Regions from separate parts of the Mus musculus genome. Here region 2 is linked to region 1. The links are chromatin loops, found by intact Hi-C in ENCODE. Cell type or tissue: heart. All regions are shown on one strand. Links, peaks and the distances in the headings refer to the core of each region. The heading gives the core; the rest is flanking DNA. Region 1 holds the start of Trim21 (tripartite motif-containing 21). Region 2 holds the start of Trim68 (tripartite motif-containing 68).

What was found. A loop is a pair of places that touch in the nucleus more often than their neighbours do. Peaks named below come from ENCODE experiments on the same cell type or tissue, not always from the same donor. Only the 100,000 strongest peaks of a DNase experiment are listed, where the experiment ranks them.
Region 2: a loop joins it to region 1, with 2.9 times the contacts of the local background. A loop is called at or near these places in 2 of 42 quality-filtered maps.

Annotation. Positions count from the first base shown.
Region 1 is chr7:102,559,878-102,570,376 of GRCm38, forward strand. It overlaps Trim21 (tripartite motif-containing 21), which reads right to left and starts at 5,605. Exons shown (of 8, transcript NM_009277.4): 1 at 5,512-5,605; 2 at 4,395-4,463; 3 at 3,817-4,248; 4 at 3,389-3,484; 5 at 1,911-2,141; 6 at 716-738; 7 at 91-191. The coding sequence starts at 4,212. It also overlaps the pseudogene Gm5339. In heart, for the core only: a CTCF peak has its summit at 6,544; a DNase peak (open chromatin) is centred at 5,654; H3K4me3 peaks cover 961 bases; H3K27ac peaks cover 669 bases.
Region 2 is chr7:102,682,085-102,692,583 of GRCm38, forward strand. Trim68 (tripartite motif-containing 68) reads right to left here and starts at 5,243. Exons shown (of 7, transcript NM_198012.4): 1 at 5,057-5,243; 2 at 1,964-2,427. The coding sequence starts at 2,389. In heart, for the core only: no CTCF peak of the experiment used is centred there; a DNase peak (open chromatin) is centred at 5,207; H3K4me3 peaks cover 1,191 bases; H3K27ac peaks cover 1,287 bases.

The sequences.
Region 1 (10,499 bases), core at 1,076-9,075:
ACATTACCACCCTGGGTTCCTCATGACTGTCCACTCCACACTCTCATTATCCCTTTCTGTCTAGCCCACAATTCCTAGATGTCGCCTTACCCCAACATGTCCTCAGCATCTTCTTCCGCCCTGGCACAGGGCATGTGCTTGTTAGGTCTGGGGCGTCAATATCTAACGTGTCCAGGTTCCAGGATCCACTCCTAGGGAAAGAGTTTGAGAATCTTACTTCCTGCTCCTATCTTCTACCTTAGGCCCCAGTGCTCTCCTTCATGGACGGCTCAATAATTAAACTCAATACCAATATACAAATACACATGCATTCAATGTCCACAGGAAAGGAAAAAAAAGTTCCTATCTAGGAGTTCCAAGTTCTAGGAATCTCAAATAAATCTCCATCTCTTTCCAGAGCCCAAAGTCATGGCCTTGTGGATTTTATTTAATTTTACAGCAAACCATCTAACAGGTGGAATGACTTCTGTGAAGAACTTGGAGGACTCTTGGCCATGCTGTCGGTTTTACTCATTACTTATGAATGTCTTTCCGTAGGAGAGTTCTAGCAGACTCAGATTACCACTTTCTGGTGGGAGACTTTTAATGTACAAAGATGATTGATATTCATCGGGCAATTCATCATTTGATATGTTCATTAGCCATTTGAAAGCAGAGAACGTCTTAGAGTGGACCAGGTTTCTATGCACACATGCTTCCTGGTCCCTTTCCTTACCTTTCCAGGATGATCCTCACCTCCTGAGGAGAGAAGAGACAGACAGTCAACTCTGGAGTTTCTGACTGACCACTGAGATGCCATTCCTGGGGCCATGTGACATCGCCCTTGGGTAAGGCCCCAAAGATAACTCTGACAAACCGTTACCAGAAATGGCATGTGATGGCTCACAGAATATCTAGGAAGCCAACGTGGTTATGGCCTTTAGCCATGACCAGGGATTTAAAGACTGACAGAGAAAGAGACTTACAAGGGCTGGGTTCTTGGAGGAGCGGGGCTGGCCATGGAGCCAGTAGAAGAGGAAGATAAACAACAGAACCCGACTGAAGCCGGGAGGTAGCTTCAGGCAGAGAATGGCTTAGGTAGATGTCCAGAGAGGTTCCCTGCTATTTTTGGGCTTGAACTGTTTGTGGAGGAATGGCTAGTTGGTTAAAAGCTTTGTCCTGTGCTGTGGCTAATCCTCTTCACTATTTAGAGTGAGTTCAAGTGAGACTATTCATTCTCAGGCAGTGACAGCCATAACATTTGAACTGGCAGCCTCCTAGGCTCCTTAAAAAGGCACCAGGAAGCTCAGTTCAGTGACAGGCAAGAGGAAGCCTGCCAAGTCAAACCAATACAATCAGTTTTTCTATACAAAGCAGAAAGAAATGTCTGTATGCATCTGACTGAGACAGTGACACAGGTATGAGAAAAGAAACCTAGAGTGTCCCAACACCAGGCTAATATACCAAGGGTGGATGCAATGGATGCAACTTTAGAGTATGAACTGACTCTAAAACACAATCTGTCATCTTAATTTCTGCCTCTTACTACTTAGATAAACTGATGTAAGTTAACGGGAATCTCCCACTAATTCCATTAACATTTTCTCTTCCATGGAGTGAGATTGCAGCGGTACTAACCTGAGCCTGGCAGGCCACTAGTGTGCCCTTTAGGAACCTGAGCTATCATCATTATGGGAAAAATTAGAAAAAAGAATAGTAGTACGAATACATGATTATTTTAGTTCCTATGCTTCGGAAAAAAATTATTTTAAGTTTATTTTGGGAAAAGAGTGAGACTACCTGCAGAACGAGAGCACATTAAAGATAATGTAGGTAGTTTACAGAAACACAACAAGCACATTTTTTAAGAGCCGTTCCATATAGCGCAGGCTTTTCCCAAGGTACTCCTTGTGCCTGCGCAGGGGTCGCACCTGCAGTAGCTCCAGCTCTGAACCACGAATCCTCCTCTCCAGCTCTGAGATCAGCTCCTGCAGGGCCTGGTTCTTCTCAGCCAGCTCAGCCTCCTTCTTCCCCAGGAGTCTCAGGTACTCCCTTTGATCCTTCTCCAGCCTCTGCAGCTGCCTCTGCTCCTCCTGAGCCAGCAAGCTATTCTGAAGTGCGAACTCTGCGTGAATCCTCGACTTCTGGGTGTCAATGTTCCTCTGTGGTGGCAAGGGGAAGACAAGAGGTTTTCTTTTTTCTTTTTATTAGATATTTTCTTAATTTACTTTTCAATTGTTATCCCCCCTTTCTGGTTTCCCCTCCAAAAACCCCTCATCCTATCCCCCCTCCCCCTGATCACCAACCCACCCACTCCTGCTTCCTGACCCTGTCATTCCCCTAGATCGGGGCATAGTGCCTTCACAGGACCAAGGGCCTCTCCTCTCATTGATATCCAACAAGGCCATCCTCTGCTACATATGCTGCTGGAGCCATGGGTACTTTTTGGTTGGTGGTTTAGTCCCTGGGAGCTCTGGGTGTATTGGTTTGTTCATATTGTTGTTCTTCCTATGGGGCTGCAAACCCCTTCAACTCCTTGGGTACTTTCTCTAGCTCCTTCATTGGGGACCATCAAGAGTTTTCCCATAAAAATTTCCTAAGCTTGGGTGGTGTCTGTCCCCTAGACCCCCCCCCCCCCCACCTACGCATGCTTCCGGCACCAGATATTTTCTCAACCTTTCTTCCAAAAGCTACTAACGCCCATGTGAGTTCCTCTGTCTTACTATCTCAGCAAGTTGTAGAGCATAAGACCTGTTCCCATACCCATTGATACCCTGGGTGGAAAGCAGTGGTCCCAGGAAAACAGTCTTTGCCATCTTGGGAGGGTCAAGTTTTTGCTACTCATTTGGGGTCTGTGATTGGCTGTGAGCCTCTCATTCCTACCCAGTTTCAGATGCATTTCATTTTCTACCAGCAAATTCTCACTGTGACAGGCTTTAGGTCCCTAGCAGGCTTTGGACTAATAACTTGCTCACCATCAAGCAGCCACCAGGTCAGGTGGACTTCCTATCACAGACCCAAGAAACTAATGTTGACTATGCTGTTCCCTGAGACAGGGTCAGAAGGAATGACGAAACCTTAAACTTTCTCCAGAAATTCTTGATATTTGTGCCAGATTGGGGAAAATCCCATCTGATTTTAAGCTTCCTTCTTTCCTCTTCCCTCCCTCCCTTCTGCCTCCCTTCATCCCTGACTCTCTTCTATCCCTCCCTCCTTCCTTTCCTTCTCTCTTTCCTTCTCCTCTCTTCCTTCCTTTCTTTCAATTCCTCTCTATCTGGAGTCACAGTGTGTGGATGGGTCTTGGAGAGTGACCTATATAATAACTCTACCGCCCCTTGGATAGGCACAGTCATGGTTAAGGCTTGCTTGAGGTCAAGACCTGGGACACAGCCCAGCCTACAGCTCTTGCCTTCCAGTCTGTTCTTTGCATCGTGAGATCCATTTCCATCTTCTCGGCCAACTCTTTCCCCTTTCTCAGTTTTTCTAAAGCCACGTGGATCTTCTCCTGTAGAAAAAGATGGCAGGTTAGTCCCCAGGTTGGAGGAGGCAGATGGAAAGACTATGGAAGAAATCTAGTATGTCTTAACAAAAACAGAGTTACACCAATGGGTAACGGGATCTGGGCCACTGCATTTCTAATGTACCCGGGAGCCACGAGGAAGCACGATGCATGACTCCTTTCCCATGGCTTTGCCTCTGCTGCTGAGAAATAAAGTTGTATTCCATACACAAGCTCCTCTCAATGAAGGGAGAAATTATCCCTTCATCCCCCAACTTCTCAGCCACCATTCTGGGGGACAAAGTGGCTATGTTCTTTAGTCTGTGCTAAGGCCTTACCTGGTATACCTTAGCAGCCTCTTCAATAGGGACCCTGGTGTGGTCCCGGTGTTTCCCAGACTGGGCACACACCCAGCAAAGGGCCTGCCCATCTTCCTCACAGAATAGGTGAAGCTTCTCTCCATGCTTCATGCAGTGCGTTTCCTGGGTACTCTTCTTGGTATTCTGGGCTATCTGTTTAAGGTTTTCCACCATGTTGGCTATATGTCTATTGGGCCTGAGGTTTCGGAGCAGAAACTGTTGCCGGCACTCGGGACATGAACTGCCCCCATTCTTCCCAACTTCAAAAATGCATTCCTTGCAAAAGCAATGGCCACATTCGATACTCATAGGCTCCACCATGGGATCCAGGCAGATAGAACAGGTGACCTCCTCCCACATCTTTTCCAGAGACATTTTTGAGGTTGTAGAGGGTGATATCTGCCGTGGAATCTTGAGAGATGCAGAGGGGCGAAGAGATAAAAATGAGAGTTTGTAGGACAAAAGCAAAAGCAAGGCAAACCCCAAACTCCCCCAAATAATGCCAAGGTGGACAAGCGATGACACAGGAGGGAAAGGCAGAAGGCAAAAGCACCAACCTGAATGACAGGAGCCTCTCCTCCGGCCTCACCCACTGAGCAAGCCAGGCAGAAGGGGAAACCGAGTTTCTAGAAGAGACAGAGAAAACTGGTGGGGGTAACGCTGCTAACAGCTCCACCGTCACCACACCCATCCCTGCTTAACCCTCACTGTCTAGGCGTCTCCCATTTCCTTTCTGTCATCTTATGCCTCTACTGCCCAGAGACGTCAGTCATGGCAGTAACGACCATTTACCATATCACCACAGACCCTCCATATTCCAACCAGAGTTAGCTCATACTAGTCTTCATTAATCTTGGCAGAAACCACAGGGGTCAGGCATTAGGAGTCAAGGTTTATGCAGCTATACATCATAGTAGACATTTTGTCAAATATGACAGGCTGCACATATGGTGGTTGTGCAATAGGCAACACAATGCAGCCTAGGTGTGTCATTAGCGACCCCACTCAGGTTCATGTAAGATGTCATTCATTATCCGGAGTACATTGTCTAAGAGTATATGGCCCAGTTATAAGAGTTGCATGTGTGTATATGCATGTTTTTATATATGTATGTACACATATATTGATGTTTTTATATGCAAACTATACTTGTGCACAAATGCATCAATGTAGGCGTGCCCATATGTTCCCCTCTATAAATGTCTATGTACATAACATGCAGGTGTGCTCACCGGTGAACATTTTTGGGGAGCACTCCCTGGGCTCTTCTCTAAGCTGCTCCAAACCTAGTCTCAACTTCCTTTAGGGTGTGGAGTATCTTAAATCCACAGAAATTTCTACATGGATAGCACTCTCCTCAAGCAGGGATCTTCAAGGGGTAAGGGTTTCCCTGAGCTCCCCTCTGGCCTAGGTCACCACCCTGCTTCTCCTGCCCTTGCTAGGACTGTCGTCTCAGCTAGTCCAGGGCACTAGGAAAGTCACTTTCAGAGCCCAGCTTCCACAGGCCAGCATGGGCAGCTCTGCAGGGCTAGGACAAGACAACTCTGATGAAAAGAAGCAGCAGGTGGGTTCGCAAATTCCCGAGTGTGGGGTGCTGATGGGAAGAGGCTCCTTGAATCTGGTGTGGGGATAAAGAGCCCACCTAGGCCGGCCAGGGGTCCCAGTCTCACTCACCTAACCAGGGTCCTCAGCTTTAGTTATGTGCTCCCAGCTTCGCTTTTGCAAGCCTGCAGTCCAAATTTCACTTTCAGTTTCCTCTCAGAGGCAGGTCTAGCAGGAAGAGGGAGGAGCAAGGGGAGGAGTGAGGAGTTGAGTGGCAAGAGGAGGTTAGAGGCAGAGAAGGCGGAGGCTGGGCGGAGACTGGGCAGAGACAGGGCAGAGAGTGGGAGGAGAGAGGTCAGAGGTGCAAGAAACTGACTCCTGGCCACAGGCAGGGAAAAAACTCAGTACCTGTCCTCCTGGGTCTCTCTAAGGCCCCCTTGTCCCCTTTAACAGAATGTAATCTACAGGATATCGATCTTTGACACTGGTCTTTTCTTCTTACCTGGGAGCTTCTGAGAGAAGAGGTCTGAATGGGAGAGGGAGGAGTCACCATCTGTTTCCTACAGGGATGGATAGCTTCCCCCAAGACTGATCCCGCCACCGTCACTGTTTTTTATTAGTATATATTAATTGTACAGAGTACTTGAAGTATACCCATTTCCCACCACTCTGTTGTGTGATTTTGCTCTTTTCAAATAGTTTGGGGCTAGAAATTTATTCTTTATGATGTCAAGGTATGTGTTGTACCAGTGAAGGGAGTTAAGACTTATGGACAATTGATATTGTATTATAACTTGCGCTAAAAACAGCAGTGGAATTTTCCTCGCTATTTATTATATTTAGGAAACAAAACCATTCTGTGATTTGAAATTTCTAGTCCTGTTTAAGAGATCTCTCTTAGTGAAAGGCCGCCAGGCAACATCTACTGTCTAGATTGTGCTGTTGTACTGGGGCTTGGTTCCTGGAGCACAACAGTCCTAGAAAGCAGAATGAAAAAGAGTCAAGCATCCGAAAGGACGAAGACATCTATAAACATCAGAAAACGACTCTGCTTCTACCACGGAAGGTCTGCTGCTATTTCCTGCAGGCAAAGAACTTGGGTCCCAAAATAAGGCAGAGGGTAGAGTCAATGTCTATTTTGCTATTCACCACCAGAGGATGCTCTGTTTCAGTTTACACACTGGATAGAGAGATTAATGCACACCCTAGGGGTGTGCTGATATATACTCTATAATGTGCACACAGGACTACTAACATATTGTACTCAGAGCTGCCTCAGCTCCCACCTTGGTAATTGTTTGAAGACCCCACCTACTGAAGACCCAAACTCCCTTCACTCACAGATAGTACTTTGATATTTCAAACTTCCCTCTCCCTGACAAAATGACCCAAGTCTTTATTTGGGAAGAATTAATGCTATTGATATTATTGTCTAGCACATTATTAGTGTGTTGGTGAAGTGAGATGTTTATACTTTGGGTTTTAATCATATTCTCTACTAACTTGAGTGTGTATTGGCAACCCAAGTTGTCCCTGGTGATATGCAAGTACATTTTGTCCAGGACAGGAAAAGCTTCTTCTACTTATTTCTAATTTAGTGACTTAAGAAGCCCCCAAAAATATGGAAGCAGAAGGAGGACCAGTTGGAAACAAGAAAGGACCAACGGGTGTGGGAGAGGGACAAGAAAGGATGACGGGTGTGGTGGCGCACGCCTTTAATCCCAGCACTCCGGAGGCAGAGGCAGGCGGATTTCTGAGTTCGAGGCTAGCCTGGTCTACAAAGTGAGTTCCAGGACAGCCAGGGCTATACAGAGAAACCCTGTCTCGAAAAACCAAGAAAAACCAAACCAAACCAAAAAGGATGACGGAGGGCTGACCACTTGCTGGTTTTAACAATGTATCAGAATTATAGCCCTTTACTCTCATGGTTAAAGCCTTTGTTGATCCCTATAATAAAATATCACAGATCGAGTAATTCATTAAAAAAAACATACCTTTCTTTTTTATAGTTGTGGAGGATGGGAAGTAAGGCAGCAGCAGACTGGTCTTTCCAGACTTGCTCTTTTCCTCAAAGACAAGGCCTTCTCTTTGTATCCTTTCTTTTTCTTTCTTTCTTTTTTAAAAATAAGGATCCTAATCCATAGCTTCACTTCTTGTTACTGTCATATCATCATCACCATCGTCGTCATCATTATCTCGATCTATTAATTTCACTAAGACACAGACATAGATGAGATTTTCAATTTGGTGCCACACCTCCACTCTCAACAAGTCATGGCCCAGTTTTACTGACCACCTGTTCTGATGATGCACACTCAAGATGATGGTTTCCATAACCTCATTACTAGGAATTATATATAAAACAGTTACTGGTTACAGGTAATGCTTTGGAAAGAGCTTAATGGAGCAAAGTTAAAAATGGTGATGCTTGGTAGATACAATGTAGGAGAGAAAACAGATATGCTGGAATATTACTTATTTTGTTAGAAAAATTTGATTTATTTAACATAAATAATATTTAATGTAAATAATGTAAAAAATTCACCAGAAAACTGCTCAGATTTTTCTTAGAAACAGTAAAAAACAGGCTAAAAGCAATATAATATATGATGATATAGCATATTACATGATTTATTATATATGTTATTTATGGCAGCACTTCTACTTCCTCCAGGAGCCACCTACTTCCTCCTTTCACTTCCCACAGGAAGTGAAGGGAAACTCAAATCTTTTTAAAAAATTTCTTATTTTATGTTTATTACTGCTATTTAGTCACAGAAAAGATGAACACTTTACAAGAAATGTCCTTTATCATATGCCATATAGGTATAATTTTATGTGAAGAGGAACTATGAGAGAACAGGCTATCTTTACAAGGAAATAAAGAAACAGCAATAAAAGAATTCTTCCATATAAAGATTTTAAACCAAATTATTCATTTCAGAATACAAAACCTTCATTGTCGGAAGGAAAGAGAAAAACAGCAAAGAAAACAGTAAGACAGAAGACCAAGAATAAAGAACTCTTCTCTAGAGATGCACTGCATATGTAGTATATACGTATGGTCTGAGTTATCACAAAAGTACTCACGGATTATAGTCAATTCTCATATAGTTAGAAACAGCACTTTCCAAGCAAGTGCAATTGGCCCAGCACTTTCTCAGTCTCCAGTTACATGACGAGTTAAAGTTGTGTAGCAGTCACTGCTGACGAGCACTATCAAGACAAACGCTGGACAAGATATAATTTTTCTCCTTGTTCATTGTAAAGATCGGTGCCTGTTTGTAATGTTCTACAAGTTCCTCCATGGTGCTGAATTTCTGCTGCCCAATGCAGTAAACAGTCTCTTTCAGCTGGACTTTAAAATGTTTGTTTTCCCCTTGTGTTTTTAGTGATCCTGAGAAATCATTTGGCGAAGACTCACTGTCACAAATGAGGATGTCTCCTTCATGCCCTCTTTCATTTAATACCATCTCTGCCTGATGCCTGGTGACTTTGCCATAATACCAAGGATTGCCAGCAGACTTCCAAGAGAGTGAAGGCCTAATGTCATCACATTGTGGAGGCGATGGTTCCAAACCTGAGGTTAATGGATTATTCTGAACAATGGTAACATAGTTTTTTGGCATCAGGCCAACCATGCCATTGATTTTCCTGCATTTCCACCACTCTGGGTCATTTTCCGGCTTTTCAATAACATCCATTACATCGCCGTTCTCAAAACTGAGTTCTTCATCATTGGATGAGCTAAATGGGTAAAGAGCCTGTACAGCATTCAATACTTGACCCATATTTAGGTTATTGACAACTGCTGCTAATTTCTCTGAAAGAGAACCTACATGATCACCCAAAGGACTGTCACCTTCTTCAGTTACATAGTTTGAAGGAAACCATCCAGTTTGTTTGTTGTAGTTGCCATGCCATCATCCATCACTGCATTTCACCATTACGACCACCTTGGTCCCTTTTATCAATGCAATTCATCCTCTCTCTCAGCCATGTAGTTAAATTTCACAAAAGCAGGCATGTTAAGGTCATAGAGACATTCTCCTGGATCAACAAAGCTATCATCAGCAGGAGATGCAGTATCTAGAACACCGGGTTTTCTTTTCACTTCCCCAATGCTGAAAAAAATCTTTAAAGTTATTTAACCAATTCATTTTGAGTAAAAATTCTGTGTTCTCTTTTCAAAGTTTGTTGACACAGCTCCGGGATCATTTTCTGTGAGCTTCCTGGTGTGTTCTGTAACACTGAAACTTCCCACACCCAATCCCTGTGACTTAAGGTGTCCTTCAGGTTTTTAACAATAGATGCTTTCTGAGCACTAATTTCTCTTTCCACATAGTTAGAAGGGACAAAACCGGTTTTATTCATGGAATTTCCAACTCATCACCAGGATTTAGAGTCACCCAGGAGCCATAATCTCTCATTCTTCTTGATATCCAGCTCTTGTTCCTGCTGTGCCACATAATCAAATTTGGCCACCACCACCACCACTACCACCACCACCACCACCACCACCACCACCACCACCACCACCACCACGTCTTCAGCCATCTTTCTGCAGTGTCAGCACTGAGGACTGTACCAGGATGCCACTGCACAGCTCTCAGAGAGGGGTGGAGTGTGCGCAACTTGGGGGCGGGCAGACCATTGCCAATCATTTTTTTTTTCAGGAGAAAGTCTTTATTTTTCTATCAGCATGCAGAATGACTTTAGCTAATGCTTAAGAGACCCCACCCCCAAGAAGTATTTAATTGCTTATATAGGGTAGGGAATATTGGCATAATCCTTTTTGAAAAATATTTTTTTCAATTTAAAAAATTTTTTAGTGGTTATTGTATTTATTGACATTTCAAATGTTGTCCCCTTTCCAGTTTCCCCTCCACAACCCCTTATCCCCTCCCCCTGCCACTATGAGGGGGCTCCCCCACCTGCCCACCCACCCCTGCCTCAGCGCAGTAGCATTTCCCTACACTAGGTCATCAAGCCTCCATAGGACCAAGGGACCAGCCAAATCTCAAGACTCCGTAATGGATCAAAATGACATAAGCAAGAGTCCAAGGAGTCTGAGATTATCTTCAGTTGTCAACCGGCTGGCTTGAGGTAGACCTGGAGAG
Region 2 (10,499 bases), core at 1,392-9,391, 120 kb after region 1:
TCAGCATGGCAGAAGCTTGAGTCTTACCCAACACATATCAACTGAGAACTGGAATTTGGCAAGCTCCCTGGGTGATTCAGATACACAATAAAGGCTTTCCTAGGATCATGTAAAATATTCTTACCAGAAAGACAAAAGTACTCAGTTATTACCTTTCATTCTGATAACAGTCACTTGGTTTGTTAAAGAATTATAAAGCATCAGATATGGCTCAAGTATTACATATACACTAACACTGCTGGGGTTTGAAAGGGAACAGTCTTCCACAGGTTCATGCGTTTGAAGACCTGGACCTGATCCTCAGCTGGTGATGGTCTTTGGGAAGGTTGGAGTGAACTTTAGGAGGTGGAGCTCAGATGGAGAAAGTGGATCACTGTGTGGCAGACCTAGAGGTTTTATGGCCTGGTCTTCATTCCTCTTCATGCTTCCCAGCTACATATATCACACGAACAGTTGCTACTGCTCCTGTCACTGCGACTTCCCCAACACAATAACCTGTATTCTTTTGAATAAACCTCTCCTCCCTTATGTGGGTTCTAATCAGGGACTTGATGACAGCAACAAGAATAATAACTGATATAAATACAGTCCCTGGATGTTGGTGTCATTACCATTTTATAGACAAGAAAACTGAGGCCCAGGAAGTGACCTATCCACAGCCACCCAGCTAGTAAATGACAGGGCTGAAAATTAACCAAGCTCTTAGCCTGTATGTCAAAATGCTAAGTTATCCCCTTGTTCTAAACTCTTAAAACAAAGCAAAGTATACATACTTTTACTGTTAGATATCTGTCCTGTAGAGAAGAATGCTGATTCTGAGAAGTCGCTATATATTCTTACATTTTAATCTGGGAAAAGAGCAAGGTGGCAGCTGGCAGCTGATCACAGTGGTTAAGACAAATAAACAGTGCACGCGATGGAGATGACTTATCCCAAAGTGTGGGAAAGAGACAAAGAATAAGCTCCCTATTCCATCTTTTTTTCTCTTGTGGTGGTTTGAATGAAAATGTCTCAATAGGCCCATAGGGAGTAGCATTATTAGGAGGTGTGCTTTGGAGTAGGAGTGGCCTTGTTGGAGGAAGTGTCTTACTGGGGGCAAACTCTGAGGCTTTAGAAGCTCAAGCCAGGCCCAGTGTCACCCTCTCTTCCTGTTGCCCTCCAACGCAGATGTATAACTCTCGTTTCCTTTTTCAGAACCGGATCTGCCTATATGCTGCCAGGCTTCCTGCCATGACAATGGACTAAACCTCTGAACTGTAAGCCAGCCCTAATTAAATGTTTTCTTTTATAAGACTTGCTGTCATCATGGCCATGGTGTCTCTTCACAGCAACAGAAACCCTAACTAAGACATCTCTCTTCAACTAACGTAACTGAAAGTCAGAAAAGACCTGATAATATGGATACTGTGAGAATTAACATATGCTTAGTATACATAAGCATGCCTGGCAATTGGCCAACCAATCTGAAGTGACTCATCTGTGATCCCTTCTTGCTCCAAAATAATGTTATCACGATCCAAAATTACTAGGCCTGAGTTGTGTTTATGAAATAGAAGGTTAAAATGAATCAGCTAATGCCAAGTAACTAGACATGCATGGTCCTGGTAAAGCAAGCTTGCAGGTTCTTCACTAATAAATAATAATAAATAATAGTCATCACATGTAAACTCATTTAAGTCACCTACAACTCCATCTGAAACCAAGAGTTTACTTCAATATCTCAACACCAAACACATCCTCTGGTTAGGTATTTCCATGTTAAGACTCAAGATGGGACACAGAGGAAATGGGAGAGAAGAAAACCAAAGAGAGTCATGAGTGAAGGAAAAGATATGGCTCAGAACATTAGATGTAAGGATCTGTAGCTACCAGGGGCCAGGGATCAGCTTTTAAAGACAGGCATCTAATATAGAGAGGGACAGATGAGAGGCAGAGGACAGGCTGGCCTGGTTCTACTATTTACCTTATATTCCCAGGCAACATCCTTTATGGGTACAACACTGTGGGCTTCATGCTCTGGGGACTGCTTACAGGCCTCGCAGGTTACCATATCATCCTCCTTGCAGAACATGGTTAGCTGTTCCTTGTGGAGATCACACACATCGGTCTTTAGTCCCATTTCCATACAGAAGCCTAGCAGACGGACCTTGTCTACAACACTGGCCAGCTGCCAATTGGGACGGAGTTTCCTTGGCTTCACGGGAGCTCGACAAAGGGGACAGGTGTAGCTCAAGTTCTGGGACTCTCCTGGGAGCTTCCAGAGTCCAGAGAGGCAGCTGTGGCAGAAAGTGTGGCCACAGCTGATGCTCACAGGTTCCCTGAGGAAGGTCATACAGATAGGACAGTTCACTTCTTCCACAATGGCTTCCATTAACACTGCAGGATCCATGGTTGCAAGTGACAGTCGTCTCAGAACATGAATGAAGGCTGCAAAGAAGAGAAAAAAAACAAGAGAAGAAGGCAATGACTGTAAGTTCTCCCCCAAAACTGTAATTAGTAATTAAAAAAATACACTTTAGAACCTTTCTCCATTGTATATAATAAGCACTGGCCTCAACTAAAGCTATTACTGGGCAACATTGTGCACACCACAGCCATAGAAGGAACAACTAGAGATGGTTAAGAAAGTGGGGTTAGAGGATTTTTTAATTTATTTGCTCAGTTCTCCTCTTGGTTTGTCTGACCCTATCATTCACCCTCTAATCATGCTGCAGAAATGAACATAATCTCCCTGGGAGAGGACAACTTATTATAAAATGTGATATTCCAACATTCAGGAAAAAAAAAAACCTCCACAAAATAGTGTTAGCCTTCCTCTGATACCTTTTGTGCACACTTAAATCTGTCAAGGTGCAAACCACAAATGCCGGCAGCTCCCTGCCTACCTGTGCAGTGTTTCTTATGTTGCACACTGAAGTGTAAAACAGAAGTGCAACAGCTGTTCTTCACTGTGTCCTGAAAAATCACTATCTGCCTCTCCTGCGTCAAGCTGCCACCATTCACCACATACCAAGATGTGCTCCTGACGGTGCACAGATGCATGTTAGAAGCAAGAGGGGAAATCACCACCCTTGAAAGGATAAAACCAGGATCACTTAATGATAGACTGATGTATACTGATGACTTCTGTCCAGGCCACGTGTGGGTATGGAGTTTGAATAATGAGTGGCTTAGGGTTGTTGGTATACTTGGCAATATTTATTAATTCATCCTGTATATATTTAGTAACCTAGATAGACTGTGTAAAGGGGTGATTTACACTGGCTTTAAATACTACTGTATCTTTAGGATCTAAATAGTGCTTACCAGGCAACTAAATGCTGAACATGTGTCTGGCAAATACATCAGGGTTAGGGAATAGTTTCTATATCCCAAATGCTTTTACAGTAACAAATATATAGTGATATATTTAAAATATAAGGCAAAATAACAGAAAACACTCTTGAGTATCAGGCTGAGTACCAGACATGGCTTTGTGCACTTTACATGGATAATTGGTATTCCATAACCTGGGACAGAAACTGTTACTGATCTCATTTTATAGGTGATTGATTGGCCCAGGTTTCCAATATTCTACTTCGGGAAAATCACCCATCTTCCCCAGCTTCAGGGTAGAGGACAAATTCAAAAGCAGAGAGGAAGAAACCACTGTGTTGAGTCTGGCAGAAGGGCGTTTTGTAGGAACGAGAGCAGAAGCCTGTAGGACTGAGATCAGGTCGTCCTCAGGTTGTTACTCCTTCTTGCTGTTTCCCCTGCTTTCTGTCTCTCTGCTTCCACCGTCTCCACCCAGCCATGAGATCCAGAATCCTAAGATCCAGTTGTGCACTAACGAATACTGAACTCAAAGGCCCATGTACGCTCCAGCGGAGGGATCATGGAGTAAGCATCCTCCTTTCACCCCCTCACCCCCTCGACTGTTCTGAAATGCTGGGGATTTAACAAGAATCTCAAGCATGCTAGGCAGATGCCTAAGTCTTCTTACTCTCCCAACTGCACCCGTGGCAGCCATATTCTCCTCAGTGCTATGTGCAGTGCTTGGACCCGGGGTCTGTTCATTTTACCCTATTTGGAATCACACTCTTCCAACTGAGACTGTTTCCACGATCTCACTGTTGATATCATTTACCAGAGTCTGTGGGTTTCTTAATTCACACACTAGAAATTTACTATTCATATTTTCTGTTTTTCTTACAATATCCTAATGTCGTGGTACGTTTAATACAGAGTTATCTTCAGTTTTGCTCAGTGTATTCTTGATGCCAACAACAGTGTCTCAATACTTGTTAAATGCATGAGAATTCAATGTAAATGTTTAGGCATAGCTGATAGTAGAGGTGTTAATATCTTCATCTAAGGCAGTGTGCATGTGTCCACCTGTTCATGCTTTGGTGTCAAAAGCACTACTTAAAGCTACAGAAAACCAAAAAAACCCCCAAACAACAACAACAACAACAACAACAACAACAACAACAACAACAACAACAACCAGACAAAACAGCAGATGAAAATTTGGAAGACACTGGCAGTAGGAAAGCGAGGCAAAGAAAGATAGAAATGATAAATCAAGATAAATCACAAAAATGTAGTGGAAGCATGTTAGTTCTATACATTGCCTCAAAAAATGTAAACATGGGAAAGATGTCAAAGATCTGGAGATAAATACAGTTTTCCAATAGAGGATCTCCAATAGAGATCTTTTATCAAACATAAATACTTGGTCAAAAGTTTGACTCATTAACTGCTCAGACCTGTCCAACCTGTAGCTGAGGGCAGCTGTGAATACAGGCCAAACACAAAACTGTAAAATGTTAAGTTTCTTTATGCGATTTTGTTCTCCAGAGTGAACTTTGTAGACTACAATATCAAAAGGTTGCACCTAGCAACCAGTGCCTCCACGGTCCTCAGGGCCGCGAAGGGAGGGGGAAGAGCCTGGAAGCGGCAGAAACCAGCCTCGGGTCTGGAAGCAGTGGCGGTCCGTGCCTTCCTGACCTTCGGGCACTAGGCAGTTCCCCAGGGCGGTGGGATTGGGAACAGGGGAGGGTAAAGAGGGCAGGACCTGTGTTGTCCTCCAAAGAGGTCTGCTGTCGCCTCCTTCTCTAAGCAGCTGTGGAGGCGCGGGGCTCCAGCGGTCCAATCCGCAGCGTAGGAAGCAGCGGGGCGCTCGCCCGCCGCCGGAAGCCGCGATAGCAGCGGGGGCGAGGGACCCAAGGCAAGAGCCGCGCCCGGAGCTGCAGGACCCACCCACTGCGCCGGAACCGACGAATCACTTCTGCACTCAGAGTGGCCTGATTGGCTGTTCGCTTGCCACGTTTCCTGGTTGAATTCAGCTACCTAGCGTGGGTGCGCAGCCGGGCTTCCTTAAGTGGCACCTTTACGCATTGGAATCCGCAGTTCCCTGGAACACGAGCTGCAAGTGGCTGCTCCAGGTTTCAGACAATTAAGCAAAAGTTTTAATAAATGCTTCTGTTTTTCCTGGCTAACTCTTGACACTTACATACTTTTGGTAGCTCCTCATTGCAACAAACTAGTTTCAGAGTTAGAAAACATATTAAATTACGAAGTCCTGATCATAAGCTGCCAGTAAAAAAATCTTTTTAAAGCAGTGTGTAAGCTTTCCTCTCGTCCAACCGCAGAGACACACAAGACCAAGCGTGTTAAATCATAGACCTGGATTTTTCTTTGTAGTTCTTTGGTTCTTTTTCGGATACTGGGACTTTTACTGAGTAAGCAAGAGAAGACACTCAGTGACATATGGGAAGTAACGAAAAAAATTCCAGATGAATCCAGCTTCCAGTGATATGTTTATCGTTGGGACCCATGCTCTTTGAATTCCATGACAATGTCAGAGCTGAGGACATGGTTGACATTCTTCAGGGTGACACCCAGAAAATTATTGAAAATAGACAGGACCAGCACTGTAGGGGGAGAGGGAGGAACTGAGATTTGAACTGAGCCTCTGCTTCTTGGTAGAGACAAATGACTGACCTTATGTCACAGTGAACAGATGGATTCAAAGAAGACATTTAAAAAATACTAATTGAGCATGCATACAAAGAGACCTGGATTGCAAGACTGGGTCATACATTCTCTGCCTTAAAGTCAACCAAGTTCAAGGGAATTGAAATCAAAAGGGGACATCTTTTTCATTTGTAATTGAATGTGTTTGTAACTATGACTGACTCTCAAAGGCCCTGAGAATAGGACACCATAGAGTGACTGGGGGAAGAGGCTCTTGCTTATGAGGAGCACTTTGGACTTAAAAGTTTTGAAGACACGATCAAGTAACCTCATTGGCTGATGAACTTATACAGAATAAAAATAAGAACAGGAGAAGACTGGCTTCCAGGAAGCTAGGAGAAGGGTCTCTAAGCCCATCCCTACAGTGACACACTTCTTCCAACAAGGCCACACCTACTATTGTTAGACCCCGAAACTGGGGAGACTTCCGCTCAAGTCCCGGGATGAGCTGGCCAGCACTCCAATAACTCGAGAGAAAACCACACCTGATGCAAAACTGCAAGAGGCTTTATTGTCAGCTGAGGATGAGCTCCCTATCGGTAACAGTAGGGGGCTTTTAGAGGAAAAACGTGAGGAATTGGGAGGAGTTGGGAGGATGAGTTGGCTACAGCTCATCTCTGGCGGGTGTCCTTGGTAAAATTACAAGGCATGAGGAGTGGGGAGTGAGTTGTAGCTCTTCTTTGTGGAGTCTATCTCCGTGTCCTTGGCACAGGGAGCCAGGCAAGTACCTGGCTAGGTCTTTTTACAATTATCACAACTCTGGTTGTAAGGTATAGAAACAAAAAGGCTTTTTTGCTGGCTATAGAGAACAAAGAGCTTCTTTCTGGCTGTATTTTTAGAAATCAGGGAAAACAAGCTTGGGGGAGACGCTTTAAGTCGGGGTCTCACACTATTAGTGCCACTCCCTGGGCCAAGCATATTCAAACCAACACACACACACACACACACACACACACACACACACACACACACACAGAGAGAGAGAGAGAGAGAGAGAGAGAGAGAGACAGAGACAGAGACAGAGACAGAGAGACAGAGAGATTGATTTAGATGATTTGTATGATAGGTTCTGGGTATTAAAAAAACAACCATTAATATCTTTTATAGCAATGGTTCTCAACCTGTGGGCTATAATCCCTTCAACAAACCTCTATTTCCAAAATTATTTACATTATGACTCACAACAGTAGCAAAATTAGAGTTATGAAGTAAGAGTGAAAATAATTTTATGTTTGGGGTCACTACAGCACAAGGAACTAACTGTCTTAAAGGGTTTCAGCATTAGGAAGGTTGACAATCACTGCTTTGGAGCCAAAGAATTCAGTGGCTACTCTGTCCACAGAGTTGGTGTCTCAGCATTGAAGACACAGGACACAGGACTCGCCTCCCTCCCTCCTTCCCTCTCTTCCTCCCTCCCTCCTTTCCTCACTTTCCCATTCCCAAAAGAGTCTCTGATCTTTTATATTGAGACCATGTTGGAAGGCTGAAGAACCTTGAGTATAATATCAGTGGAGCATGGCAAAAGTAATGACAGATGCACTCAGGAAGAAGTGAAGGTGGGCAGGCACACACTGGATTTTCCTTAACCCTCTCTACATAGGGCTGCCTGTTAGAAGGTGCCACCCAATCTGAGAATGGATGTTCAGCTAATCTCTGGAGTCATTCTCACAAATACAATCAGAAGAGTATTTTTCAGGTCATTCTAGATCCCATTAAATTTATAATCAAGAACAACCATCACATGTTTCTCCTTTGACACCCCACCACTTCTTATGTTACACTTAATTTCCAAATAAAGACAATAACAATGGTTGTAATGAGGCATAATTGATAGGGTGCTTGCCCAACATGTATGAAGGCCTGGGTTTGAATCCCAGTCCCACATAAGTTGGTCATGGTGGTACACAGATATAATCCTTAAAGTTGGGATGTTCAGTAAGCAGATCAGAAGTTCAAGTTTATCCTGAGCTACAGAGCTACCGATCCTGTCTTTTTAAAATTTTATTTTATTTTTTTGAGACACGGTTTCTCTGTATAGCCCTGGAACTCACTTTGTAGACCAGGCTAGCCTCAGAAATCCACCTGCCTCTGCCTCCTGAGTGTTGGGATTAAAGGCTTGTGCCACCAAGCCTGGCCCGATCCTGTCTTAAATGAAACAAACTAGGTATCTATGAGAACCCGTCTTAAAACAAACAAAAGACAATGGTGTCATAGTTTTACCTAACATGATATAACTATCCCCACACCACACCCAAAACACTAATTATTCTCCAAGACAAAATAGTAAAGTCCCTTTTGGAATATTTACAATTTAAATATACTAATATAGATTAAAAACTTAACTACTGATATCAACTTAGTGCTGTATTATATAATAGAAGGAGAGGAAGGAAAACATTTGAGATCCTTTGCCACAGGGCTTCACACCCAAATAGCACAGAGAGGGAGTGAGCCTCGCAGGAGTGTGGATAGACCTATGAGTACAGGTAGGACCACCACTGCTGCTCAGAGGAACCAGCCCAGAGCCCTCACGACACAGGAACCAAGGGGTTGCCTGGGACAGGAGCCTTCCAGTCTCTGTCTGTGCCCAGAGCTGATGCTGTGCCACAGAGCTGCATACACAAATACTGCCAGGATTAAGCTGGTCTCCCAGGAGTGCCTACACACCTGCAAGCACAGGTAAGATCACCACTTCTTTTCACATTCCTGGTCCAAGAGGGACCCTCACAGAGCCATCAGGACATAGGAAACAAAAATCAGCTGGGGACAGGATCCTTCTGGTCTCTATTTGCATACCAGAGCTGACCCTGTACCATAGCTCTCCATACCCAAATTCCTCCTGGAGAGAACTGGTCTTCCAGGAGTACTGACACACAGGCTTGCAGGAGGGACAAGCCAAAATCAGAGACAGCAAGACCAGCAAACACCAGAGATAACCAGATGGCAAAAGACAAATTCAAGAACATAAGCAACAGAAACCAAGATTATTTGGCATCATCAGAACCCAGTTCTGCCACCACAGTAAACCCTGGTTACCCCAACACACCAGAAAAGCAAGACCAGATTTAAAGTCACATTACATGGTGATGATAGAGGAATTTAAGAAGGACATAAATAACTCCCTTAAAGAAATACAAGAGACCACAGGTAAACAGATAGAAGATCTTAAAGAGGAAGCACAAAAATCCCTTAAAGAATTACAGGAAAACACAACCAAACAGGTGAAGGAACTAAGCAAAACTATCCAGGATCTAAAAATGGAAATAGAAATAATAAAGAAATCACAAAGGGAGACAACATTGGAGATAGAAAACCTAGGAAAGAGACTAGGAGTCATAGATGTGAGCATCACCAACAGAATACAAGAGATAGAAGAGAGAATCTCAGGTGCAGAAGATACCATAGAAAACATTGACACAATAGTAAAAAAAATGCAAAATGGAAAAAACTCCTAACCCAAAACATCCAGGAAATCAAGGACACAATGAGAAAATCAAACCTAACGATAATAGGTAGAGAAGAGAGTGAAGATTCCCAACTTAAAGGGGCAGTAAGTATCTTCAACAAAATTATAGAAGAAAACTTCCTTAACCTAAAGAAAGAGATGTCCATGAACATACAAGAAGCCTACAGAACTCCAAATAGATTGGTCCAGAAAAGAAATTCCTCTTGTCACATAATACTCAAAATACCAAACTCACTAAACAAAGAAAGAATATTAAAAGCACTAAGGGAAAAAGGTTAAGTAACATATAAAGGCAGGCCTATTAGAATTACACCAGATTTCTCACCAGAGACTATAAAAGCCAGAAGATCCTGGACAGATCTCATACAGACCATAAGAGAACACAAATGCCAACCCAGACTATTATACCCAGCCAAACTCTCAATTACTATAGATGGAGAAACCAAGATATTTCATGACAAAACCAAATTTACACAATATCTTTCCACAAATTTAGCCCTACAAAGGATAATAGATGGAAAACGCCATCTCAAGGAGGAAAACTACTTGAAAAAGCATGAAAGTAATCATCTTTCAAGAAACCGAAAAGAAGATAACCACACAATCATAAAAAATATCATCAATAATAACAGGGAGAAACAATCACTACTCCTTAATATCGCTTAACATCAATGGACATCAATTACCAAATAAAAAGACATAGACTAACAGATTGGATATACAAACAGGACCCAGTATTTTGCTGCATACAGGAAATCCACCTCAGTGTCAAAGACAAACACTACCTCAGAGTAAAGGGCTAGAAAACAAATTTCCAAGCAAATGATCCCAAGAAACAAGCAGGGGTAGCCATTCTAATGTCGGATAAAATCTACTTTCAACCAAAAGTCATCAAAAAAGATAAGGAAGGCTTCATACTCATCAAAGGAAAAATCAACCAAGAATTCTTGATTTTGAAGATATATGCTATAAATGCAAGGGCATCCACATTCATAAAAGAAACTTTATTGAAGCT